Linked DNA regions of Mus musculus: region 2 is linked to region 1. Evidence: chromatin loops called from intact Hi-C (ENCODE). Cell type or tissue: heart. All regions are shown on one strand.

Region 1 (5,000 bases):
ATGCCTCTTTTATAGAGAAGGAAGATTCTCCGGCCCCGTGGGCCAAGTGTCTGAGCCAGGCCTTTGAAAATAGAAGCTCCACTGGCTGCAGATCCATCCCCAAATGAGTATGGGGCGCCTGCACAGGAAAGTTAATGACCCTCTTGAGGCTGAACCCTAAAAATCTAAGTCCAGACATACTTCTTGGAGTAGGGAAGACAGTCCTGCCACGGAGGCCTTATTCTAGCCGAAGCTGTCTCCTTATGGAAGAGAAGGGGAAGAAGCAGATACACACATCATACTCCATTGGGAAAAGAACATCCCCCTGTTGAAGTCACAGGGCCACGGGCCAGCACTGTGGTTCATTTAAAAACTCAGGCCAACCCTCTCCTAAGGCCTTGACGTCAGCACTACTCTAGCCCCACCCCTGCCCAAGCACGAATCAACCTAGGCGCAGAGATGCGCGTATTGCCTTCTGGGATTGGTAGTTTTTCCATGCAGTCTGTACTCCGGAAAGGAGCCGAAGGGAGGTGTCAGGAACTACAAGACCCAGCGTTCCATGAGTCCTGTGAGAGGAAGTGCTGGAAGATTGTGGGTGTGCGTTCCAGTTTTTAAGCTGTAGTTTGGCGGTCTGTTGACAGGTATTCCCTGCACGAATCACAGGCTCTCAAGGAGTGGGGATTCCGGAAAGGGAAGAAGCACACTCACCAGGAAAGGAGCCTCGGGTTTCACACCCCTTCGGGCCATGCCCAGCGTGCCTGAGGGAGGTGGCTACGAGGTATCTCCTGGCGAAGGAACCTTCTCTTACCGCCATGCCTTCGGACTTCTTTCTGCAGCCTCTGGACGGCGGTCCCCGCGTGCCCGTGGGGCCGGGGCAGACTGTGATAGGCCGCGGGCCGCTGCTGGGAGTAAGTGTGGGAGGTAGTGTGGGCGTGGGCAGCCAGAGCTTGCTCAGCCGAGGCTGTCTCTTGTCTCCTGAGCTTGGGAACTCCGCGTCTTGGCTCTGCTTGTCAAGATTTTATAGGTTTGGGGCAGTAGGTTTTCAAACAACGTTAGTCAAGTCCCAGACATTTCTTTTTGGTGCCTGTATGGTTCGAGTATGGACCGAGTTAACATCATTAGCCTATCCAGCTGGCAAACGAGGGCCAAATCCAAGTTGAGCTAAGTTCGGGTTGTAAGATGTAAAATGTAAACAGACCAACTAAACAAAACCGCTGCTAGTATTTAAAGACGTATAGTACTCTAAAGGTTAATGTGTTGCATGTTGACCTACAAAGCTTACAATATTTACGGTACTGTATGAGCCATAACAGGGAAGGTTAATCACCTCCCTTAAGCTAACTTCTTTTATCTCCTTGCCTTCTCTGCTGGGCTGGTGGGCCTTACCAATAATAGCAGTATCCCTTTTGGTAGTATCAGTAGCTGTCTTTAAGTTGTCTGGGTAGTGAACCAGTCATTGTTCTAAAGAGATGACTTTAATTTACTACTTCCAAAACTTTTTGAGTTAGGTGCTTTTTATTAGCCTTGTTCAAATGAGAAAGTTGGAGTATAAACTGGTCATTTAAAGGTGATACATGTACAAATGGCCACTATGCTATATATTCTTTACCCTCTTTGGGAGGAGTAGGAACCAAACCGTTTGCAGTTTGCACTATGAAATTATATTTGGTGGTATTAAACCATTTAGCATTGCCACAAGACCTATCATTTACAAAGGCCACTCTAGAGAACCTGGCGGTCGAGTTGAAATATCACAAGGGAGAGATGGGCTAGCCATTAAGAGCCTGGAATTTATTACAGAGGACTGGCTTCCCAGCACTTATGTCAGGCAATTCACAAATGCTTGTAATTCTGCCTCTCTGGGCAATGTACACACATGCATATCCTAACATACAGGTATACATATATAGTAAAAAATAAAATTTTAAAAATTCACAAAAAATTGTTTTTAAAAATCTCTGCCATTATTTTCCACCTGAGTGGTATTTTCTGTGTTCTTACTGCCCTGTTTCTTGGTTTCTTTTCTCTTTGTTTTTCCCCATTATCATAAGAGTTTTGTGCTCCAACATAGATTGTTGGATTGGTGTTTATGTTTTTATGAGCATGGTAGTTTTGTAGTTTCCGTTTCCGGGTTGTGCTTTAGATTTTGATATGTTTTGCTCTAGCTGTTGATTCTTGGAGGGTGTGTTGATATGTTAGAATTTAGGTTATCTTAAATATAGTTGCCTTTAAAGAGAGGGTCTCACAACATAGCCTGAGCACCCCTTGAACTTGCAGTTTTCCTGCCTCACTTCCAAGAGCTGGGGTTACAAGCATGTATGTTCCTAACAAAACCACGTTTTTTGGGGGGAGTGTAGGGTGGTGGTAGTCAAGACCCGATGTTAGTAATGAAATAAACGATGTGTCCACCAGAGGTCGCACTATGCTTTTGTATTATTCATAATACCCCTTTCCTCCTAGTGTTAGGCACACTTAAAAGATAGATATAAAAGATCTATTATTGCTTATAGTTAGTGTATAAAAGGAAAGAAGCCTAAGAAGGACCATTAGAGGAACCATCTTGCTATCTCATGACTTTATCCTGGCATTCCTCTGATGGTTAGTGAGGTACCAATGAGGCCTTGATGCTCAAAATGTGAATAGGACCGGCTTACTCTGAGCTGCCATGATTTGCATGTCTTTGATTGCTTCTGAATTACATGGGTCTAGTCATGTGACTGTTTTCTCACATAAACCACCTGTGCTTATTAGTTAGAGCAAGGATCTTGAACACTGGGTATTCTGAGAGGGACCACCCAAGTTACCTACATCCGCTGGGCTTTCAGGACCCATATATGTAGAATGAACAGTAGCCACAGTAGCATTTGGCGAGTCTCAGTATGTAGCTCAGCATGTGGTGATGCACATGATAAAGGCAGTTCTTAGTAACTGCTGCTGACTGTGGCCCAGTCAGGCACACATCACAGAACATGAAGGAGTCTCTCAGCTGTTTTTTTTTTTTTTTTTAAAGTTTTATTTATTTATTATATGTAAGTACAACTGTAGCTGTCTTCAGACACTCCAGAAGAGGGCGTCAGATCTTGTTACAGATGGTTGTGAGCCACCATGTGGTTGCTGGGATTTGAACTCTGGACCTTCGGAAGAGCAGTCGGGTGCTCTTACCCATTGAGCCATCTCACCAGCCCTTTTTTTTTTTTTTTTTTAAAAAGTTAGGATATTTACTTCTTTGAAGTAGCTATATTTTAAATGAAGTTTTGAAGACTTTTTTTCTAGAAATTAACTTTTCAAATTAACTCTTTTTTGTGAAGAATGACTTTTTGTGGTCCTCACACTGTGGTGAAGCTGTGTGTTTCAGATTATTAAGTGTGGATTTTGAAAAATAAGTACCTGTTTGTGGCAGTCTCCATGTTCTTGCAGCCTTACTGGGCTTGACTTTAGACATTTCTATAGTATGTTTTGAGAGAGAACGTTGGTTCTGCTGTATGTCATGCTTAGTTTCGAGTACTCGATGGTAAATGAGCCAATCGTAAGGCAGGTAGAGTTGTTGCTTTAGAGGTTTCTCTTATGTGTCAGACCGGGCTAAACAAGTTAATCTCAACTATTATGTTTACTATGAGGTAGGAAGGGCAGTAGTGTTCAGCATTTAAAATATAAGCAGTTTGGAGTGTTGATGTGGGTAAATGATTGTGAGTGTAAGTTGACCATTATTAACTCAAAACAGGAAGTGATTATATTGAAGACATAGATGCTGATCTCTTCTTCAATGTCAGAGTTTGGTTTGGGCTATTCCCCTCCCCCCCGTTTATTTTTTTTAACTGCCTCATGTGGTCCTCATAAGCAGTTTGCTTATCTGCGTCTCGCTGTGTGGTATGGTCACACCCTTCAGAGTTACCACTTAATTTAAGACAAGCTGAATTTTTATATTTGAAATGTTTCCTATTACATATTGTTTCCAGTACATATTGGATATACTTTTCTTGTTTGGTAGATTGATTAGTAGGACTCTTGTGTAGGTGTGTAGGTGTGTTTCATGTATGGGAACTGGAGGGTTTGGGGCTGGATAGACTGCAGGCTTTTATAGTATTCATTTACTCTTTCATGACTTTGGTAGGTCTCCTTTCTTCATCATTTCGTTATCTGTTAAATGAGGGCAGTTATTTGATATGCAGTTTTTGAGTTAATAATACATTTAATGTCTAGCCTACTAATTTCATATGCGTGGCTAAGGGTTTGCTTATTTTTCAGGAGGTGGCTATACTTGACATTTTTTTCCTTTGTAGATAACAGACAAAAGAGTATCCAGAAGACATGCCATTCTTGAAGTGGTTGATAGTCAGCTTCGAATCAAGCCAGTGAGTATATAGACTTATTTTATCCCTTTGCCTCTTGTCCTTCTAGCAACTGACTGGAGAAACCTAAGGCTTGGAGATAGGGAATTTATGTCAGAACCCATTCTCCTGATACCCGCAAGCTAAGCGCCTAAATAGTAACTTATTTCTCATAGGACAGAGCTGAATCTGAATGGTTAGATTTATGGAAGATGATTGCCTCTGTGTAAATTGTAATTTTGTTCACAATTTCCATAAGGATACCTGTAATGTGGGTAAGTATACGTCCTGCGTAAGCGAGCTCTGATCCGTGGCACACATGTGAGAAGGCATGTGTGTCTGTAACCACAGTGGTGAGGGGAGCTGAGACACTCCGTGTATCTGCAGCTTGCTGGCCAGCCCGCCGAGCTAACAATGGTGAGCTTAGGTTCAGTGAGAGTCCCTGTCTCAAGAGAATAGGGAAGAGTGTAGGGGAGGGTGTGTGCAGTGTGCCCCTCCCCCAAACAAGGGAGTGTCTAACTAGGCAGTGCTTGGTTTCATGCATCAGATGGGATAGTGAATGGATTCACTCAGTGTTACAGGATTATACCAACACATTTCTGCGGCTCTCTGTAGAATTGAGTGTTTGTAAACTGTAGATTTTATTCAGTTTCATTGCTTTGTAGGTTGCTTTCACTGGAAGCATTTTCTTCT
Region 2 (5,000 bases), 140 kb before region 1:
GCCATCTCCTCAGCTCTCATTTTAATGGCTTTAGTACATTTGCTGAGTTATGCAGCCCTCACCATGGGTACAATGTTTTTCGTTTTCTGAGACAATGTCTTCTGTACATCCCTGACCAGCCTGCTACTGTATAGACCAAGCTGTCCTTGAACTCAAGGCAACCCTCCTGCCTCAGTGTCCCAATTGCTGGGATTACAGGTTCACACTACTACACCTGGTTACACAGTCTAATTTTTAAAATGTCTTAGTGGTGGATTGGCTTTTGCTGACAGAACCCACATCTAGACCAAAATACCTTCTTTCCTGCACCAATTCCAGCCCAGGGCAGAGCAGAGGCCAGCGAGCCATGACTAACTACCCTTCTGCTTTCCCGAGTCTCTCAGCCTTTGCACTCCCCTTTCCCTTGGTGTGAGCTAGGCCTGTCTGAGGGGTATTTCCCACCCCACAGCCAACTTCAGGAAGGAAACCACTATGGTTCAGTGCACGTCTTGGGATGGAGGCAGTTTCTTGAGGCTGCAGTTCTCCACTACCATGAGTGTGCAAAGCATGGCTCTTGGAATTCCTTTGCACAGCACTTTAGGGGGTCCTGGCTGCAACTGCTGGGCATTTCTCACAGCCATGGAGTTCCAACTGTTTCAGAACAAACTCTTCTGTTTTCTCCAAGGTTCAGCCTTTGCCTTTCATCTACTTGGCCAGTGAGGCTGCTCACAGGGCCTGTGGAGATGGTGCCTGGGGGCTTGCTTTCTCTGCTTTCCTTAAGTTTCCTCTTCCCTTCCTTACTGGGGAAGTTTTGGATTTTGTCTTGGATTTTGCCTTTCGTTCATGGATGGATCTCAAGGCCCTAGAACAATGTTTGGCTTGCAACAGCCATTATTAAAAAACTATCGAATCAAATAGCCATGCAGGGCCTAAGGGGGCTGTCCAAAGAAGCTAGAGTATTCTCAGCTTTCTCTCATTTTTAGGGATGGGGCCTATTTGATCTAGTTCAAACTGTTTACAGACATCTGGGTCCCATTTCTGTGACTTCAGGTTTCTCAGGCCAAACTTCTGAGCTGGCTGACTCACAGGTTTCCCTTGTGCAGGAGGTGTTTGGCTGGGACCAGGACTCCTGTTCCCAGCCACCCCAGGTTTGACTGGACTCCTGTCTGCTCTATCAATTCTTCCAAATGGAACTCTAGGCCATTCTGCCCTCAAGGATTTTCATTTCCTCTGTCTTCCTTTTTCACCTAAGGGAAGCTGCCTTTACTGTGTGTCACCAGAACTTTCCATTCTCCGAAGAGGGAACATTGAGTTGTGTTCTGCCTCATCAGCCCTTCATTGTCAGCCATAGCTGTCCCCTGCCCCGAAACGACTCTTGCCTGTTCCCCACTGGGTGCAGGCCAGGCGAGGGACGGAGGCATGTCAGTGAGGGGTGGACGTGGGGCCCGGCTGAGAAGGGCATGAGGTTAGGGAATGATGAACTGGCGATTATAACGAGTTGTTGACCTAATAGGGGCCAAAGCCTGCTATGGGGGCGCAGCGGACCGAAGCGGAGTTGAAGAGGCGCGGAGAGCTGAGTTGAGAGGCGTTAGGGAGGAGTTAGCTCCAGGGCTACGAAAAGGTGCGGGTGGATTTCCGTCTTGGATGCAGTGCCTAAGGCGAGGTCCAAGCCAAGAGGCTCCGGAGGATTAGGGCGGGGTAAGAGATGTTAAGGGCGGGGTCAGGACCAAATAGAGGATCAAGGCGTTGTTGACAGCGAATCCGCACCGGGCTTAAGTCCGGGTTAGTGAAGTGCTGAGAAGTGAGAAAGAACGGTGCTGAGGGCGGGATTGGGGTGGTGTTGAGAGAAGGGTCGGAGGCTTTGGCCGTGGTGGGGTGCGGGCGGTGCTCGGAGAAGGATCGGGGAGGTGAGAAGCTTAGAGGGAGTGCTGGGGGGTCGGGACTGTACTGACAGGCTAGGAGGTGTTGGTTATGGGAGGGGGAGACTGGGCGGTCCTGGGGGCGGGACCCAGAGGCGGAGTGGCGGGAGATGGGCGGTGCTGGGGATCAGGGAGGCTCGCCCCGCCCTGAAGGCGGCGCACGAGCGGGCCTGAGGTAGCCGTGGGCCGGCACGGCACCGACGGCTGGCAGAGAGCTGCGGAGGGCCGGGCGGTGCGCTCCCGGGCGGAGCCGAGTCCTCGGGGCTCCGGAGCGGAGCGGGGCGGGGCGGAGCGGGACGGTCGATCGGTCCGCCGTGCAGCTCGTTCAGGTGCCGCCGCCGCTCCACGTAGCCCGGCGGCGGGCCGGCTAGGGCACACGGACCTCGGCCCGCGGCTGTCCTTAGCCCAAGCCGGGCCCTTGCGTCCCAGGACTCCCGCGGAGCCATGGCGGGCCCTGGCCCGGGAGATCAGGACGAACACTACGATTTCCTGTTCAAGCTGGTGTTAGTGGGCGACGCGAGCGTGGGCAAGACGTGCGTGGTGCAGCGCTTCAAGACCGGCGCCTTCTCGGCGCGTCAGGGCAGCACCATCGGTGTCGACTTCACCATGAAGACGCTGGAGATCCAGGGCAAGCGGGTCAAGGTGGGAGGCGGCGCGGCCCGCTGCTTTGCTCCCGGCGGGCGGTTCGCGGCCAGTCCTTCGGCTTCCCCTTCTTTCAGAACGGGCTTGGGCCTTGATGTCCGTGCTGGGTTCAGGTCCGAAAGCACCACCTTGGGCTCTGGGAGTGGTGACAGTGGGCGGCCAGAGCGTGGAGGAGGAAGCCTGCACCCCACTCCCGCCCCCCCGTCTCTCAGCCTGGGGACTCCTTCGAAACAACTTGCGGTGGAAGGCAACCTGCGGGCCGTTCCGTGAGCGCCACGCATGCCGGGACAGACCCTTCCCTGCGCGGCCCTCTGGGGAGCACTCAGCCAAATAACGACATCCCCGTGACCGGGAGGGACCAGGAAGTAGTGGCTGCTAGGACCGGAGGTCCAAAAGTTTTTGTCAGAATTTCCTCCCTGGCCACGCCTCCCCGCGGTCTCTTTTATGGACCCGGTGGTGGAACTCCACTCCACCAGGGCCAGCGCGGAGTTGGGGTGGGGGTGGGGGGCCTCCCCGACTAAGGGTTGATAGAAACCGAAAACTTCATCACAGATACCGGAAGGTGGGGGAGAGAAGCAAACTTTGGCAATGACCCCAGCAGAAACAGCAGGATGTGGTTGTCACAATGTCCTGGCAATGATTTGATAAATAATATTTGTGATGAATGAAATCAAGTTTCTTAACCTAGGTGTCTGTCCTCCCTAAAAAAAAAAAAAAGGTAGCATCCTGGACAGGACACAGCGCTGTTCTTGTGCACAGAGGCTCTTAGTAACTTTCCTGATTTCCACCCTGCAGAAATCCTTTGCCGTTTTTCACGGTTTCTGGTTCACAAGGATCTTCAAGACAGCTTTAAAGAGAACTGGGTGGGGGCAGTCTTGTGTTTTCAGACGTGAAGCCCGAGGATGGGAGTCTTTTGACCCTGTTGCTGGTGTGGCTCGCTGCTCATTTGGGTGGCTGTAGGCCTGTTCTCTGTTGCCCTTGGCTGGAATACTTTGTTCTTTGTTTCTATAAAGTTGGGATAATTTCTGGGTGTTGCCTCTCTCCTGTCCCATAGTGTAGAAAAAAAAAAAAAAAGCAAGTCAACAATCATTGTTTTTATGACCACTGTGCCTCTAGAGATTTGCTTGCAACGTTTTAAACGGTCTTTTGGGTGTCTTTTGGGTTTCAGTGTATTTTGGTTTCCTTGAGGTGGAAAAGGGCCAAGAGCAGGCAGGCAGGTTTAGCTGTTCTGGACCATTCCTTTGGAGCAGGTGGCCAGGGAAGGGCTGCCATGGGTGGAGTATGTCTGTGGTCAAGTTGGTGCCTTCCGATAATGCCAGTAGTCAGCATTCAAAGCGCAGTATGAAAACAGAAACATAAAGACGATGAGTCCCCTTTGAAAAGCTGTTGGCCTGTGCCCAGCATCCCTGTGCTGGATCCCTGTGCTGACTGGCCAGGGACGGGGCAGTATTCCTGTTTACCTGTGAAGATAACCTGTCACCTAGTGCAGCCCTGGATGGACTGTGCACTTGAGCTTAGGTTATGCAATACACTATGGTGCAGCTAGTTAGTTCCCTTCCTGATGGTCACTGCAGCTTTTCCTCCCAGGAGGCAGCCTCGAGGGCCTGGGAGCAGCAGAGCTGCATCTGTGTGGTGATACCTCAAAGCTCTGTTGCTTGTCCTTTCTATAAGCGGTTGTGAGTCAGCTGTTTAATGGTGTGTTCTACAGGCTGGAGGCCATTGTTACTGGTAATTATTCTTTTTGTGGTGTTGAGGGTTGAACTTCGGGCTCTTTGCATAAGCTCCACAAGGAACCCTGTCTCCCACCTGATCTGGGCTTTGGAAGGGTCTGAGGAACCTTAAAGACAGGCCAGCTGCTGTTCTAGCTCTGCTGAGGTTGGAAGTTCCCAGGAGTTGGGAAGGCAAAGAAGGTAGAGGCTCTGCTTCCCCATCGGTCAGAGCAAAACCATCATAATTACTCGGTTCTGTGTTCCAGTTGTCAAGAGCAGAACTATCTTATGTACTTCTGGGTTTCAGTTGTCAGGGAAAAACTATCTTACTCACTTCTGTGTTTCAATCTTACTTGTTTGTATAGAGAGTTCTGCTATAGTGGAAAGCTGAGAATAACAAATTTAGTCAAGTTCTTTTTTTCTATAGTTACTTCCCATTACAACTACTGTGCTATATTCTACTTGAAGAGATGGGCCTGTATACCTCCTCAGCCCTATTTTCTAACCTGTATAGCTCCCTTCTTTAAATAGTCCAGGATTGGATGGCCTTTGCATCTATTTCCTCTTGTCATAGATCCCTGTGTCCCTTAGATCCTTGTGTGGCTATTTTATTATTCGGGTTCTAGCGTGAATACTGCTTTCCCAGAGTCCTCCCCTGACCTCCCAGGTCTTTTTTCCCTATTGTCTATGTGTTTATAGGACTTACCTGGACTTGAAATGACCTGGATTATTTGTTTCTTCCTGTTGGAGA

What was found. Hi-C counts contacts between places; a loop is a spot of excess contacts. Peaks named below come from ENCODE experiments on the same cell type or tissue, not always from the same donor. Only the 100,000 strongest peaks of a DNase experiment are listed, where the experiment ranks them.
Region 2: it touches region 1 in a loop (2.3-fold over the local background); 1 of 42 quality-filtered maps calls a loop at or near these places.

What each region holds. Positions count from the first base shown.
Region 1 is chr6:87,667,747-87,672,746 of GRCm38, reverse strand. It overlaps Aplf (aprataxin and PNKP like factor), which reads left to right and starts at 586. Exons shown (of 10, transcript NM_001372332.1): 1 at 586-887; 2 at 4,260-4,331. The coding sequence starts at 792. It also overlaps E230015B07Rik. In heart, a CTCF peak has its summit at 2,389 (motif pointing right); a DNase peak (open chromatin) is centred at 466; H3K4me3 peaks cover 1,823 bases; H3K27ac peaks cover 1,063 bases.
Region 2 is chr6:87,808,887-87,813,886 of GRCm38, reverse strand. Rab43 (RAB43, member RAS oncogene family) reads left to right here and starts at 2,108. Exons shown (of 3, transcript NM_001039394.1): 1 at 2,108-2,540. The coding sequence starts at 2,343. In heart, a CTCF peak has its summit at 2,045; DNase peaks (open chromatin) are centred at 2,006, 2,966, 3,416 and 3,966; H3K4me3 peaks cover 2,653 bases; H3K27ac peaks cover 1,913 bases.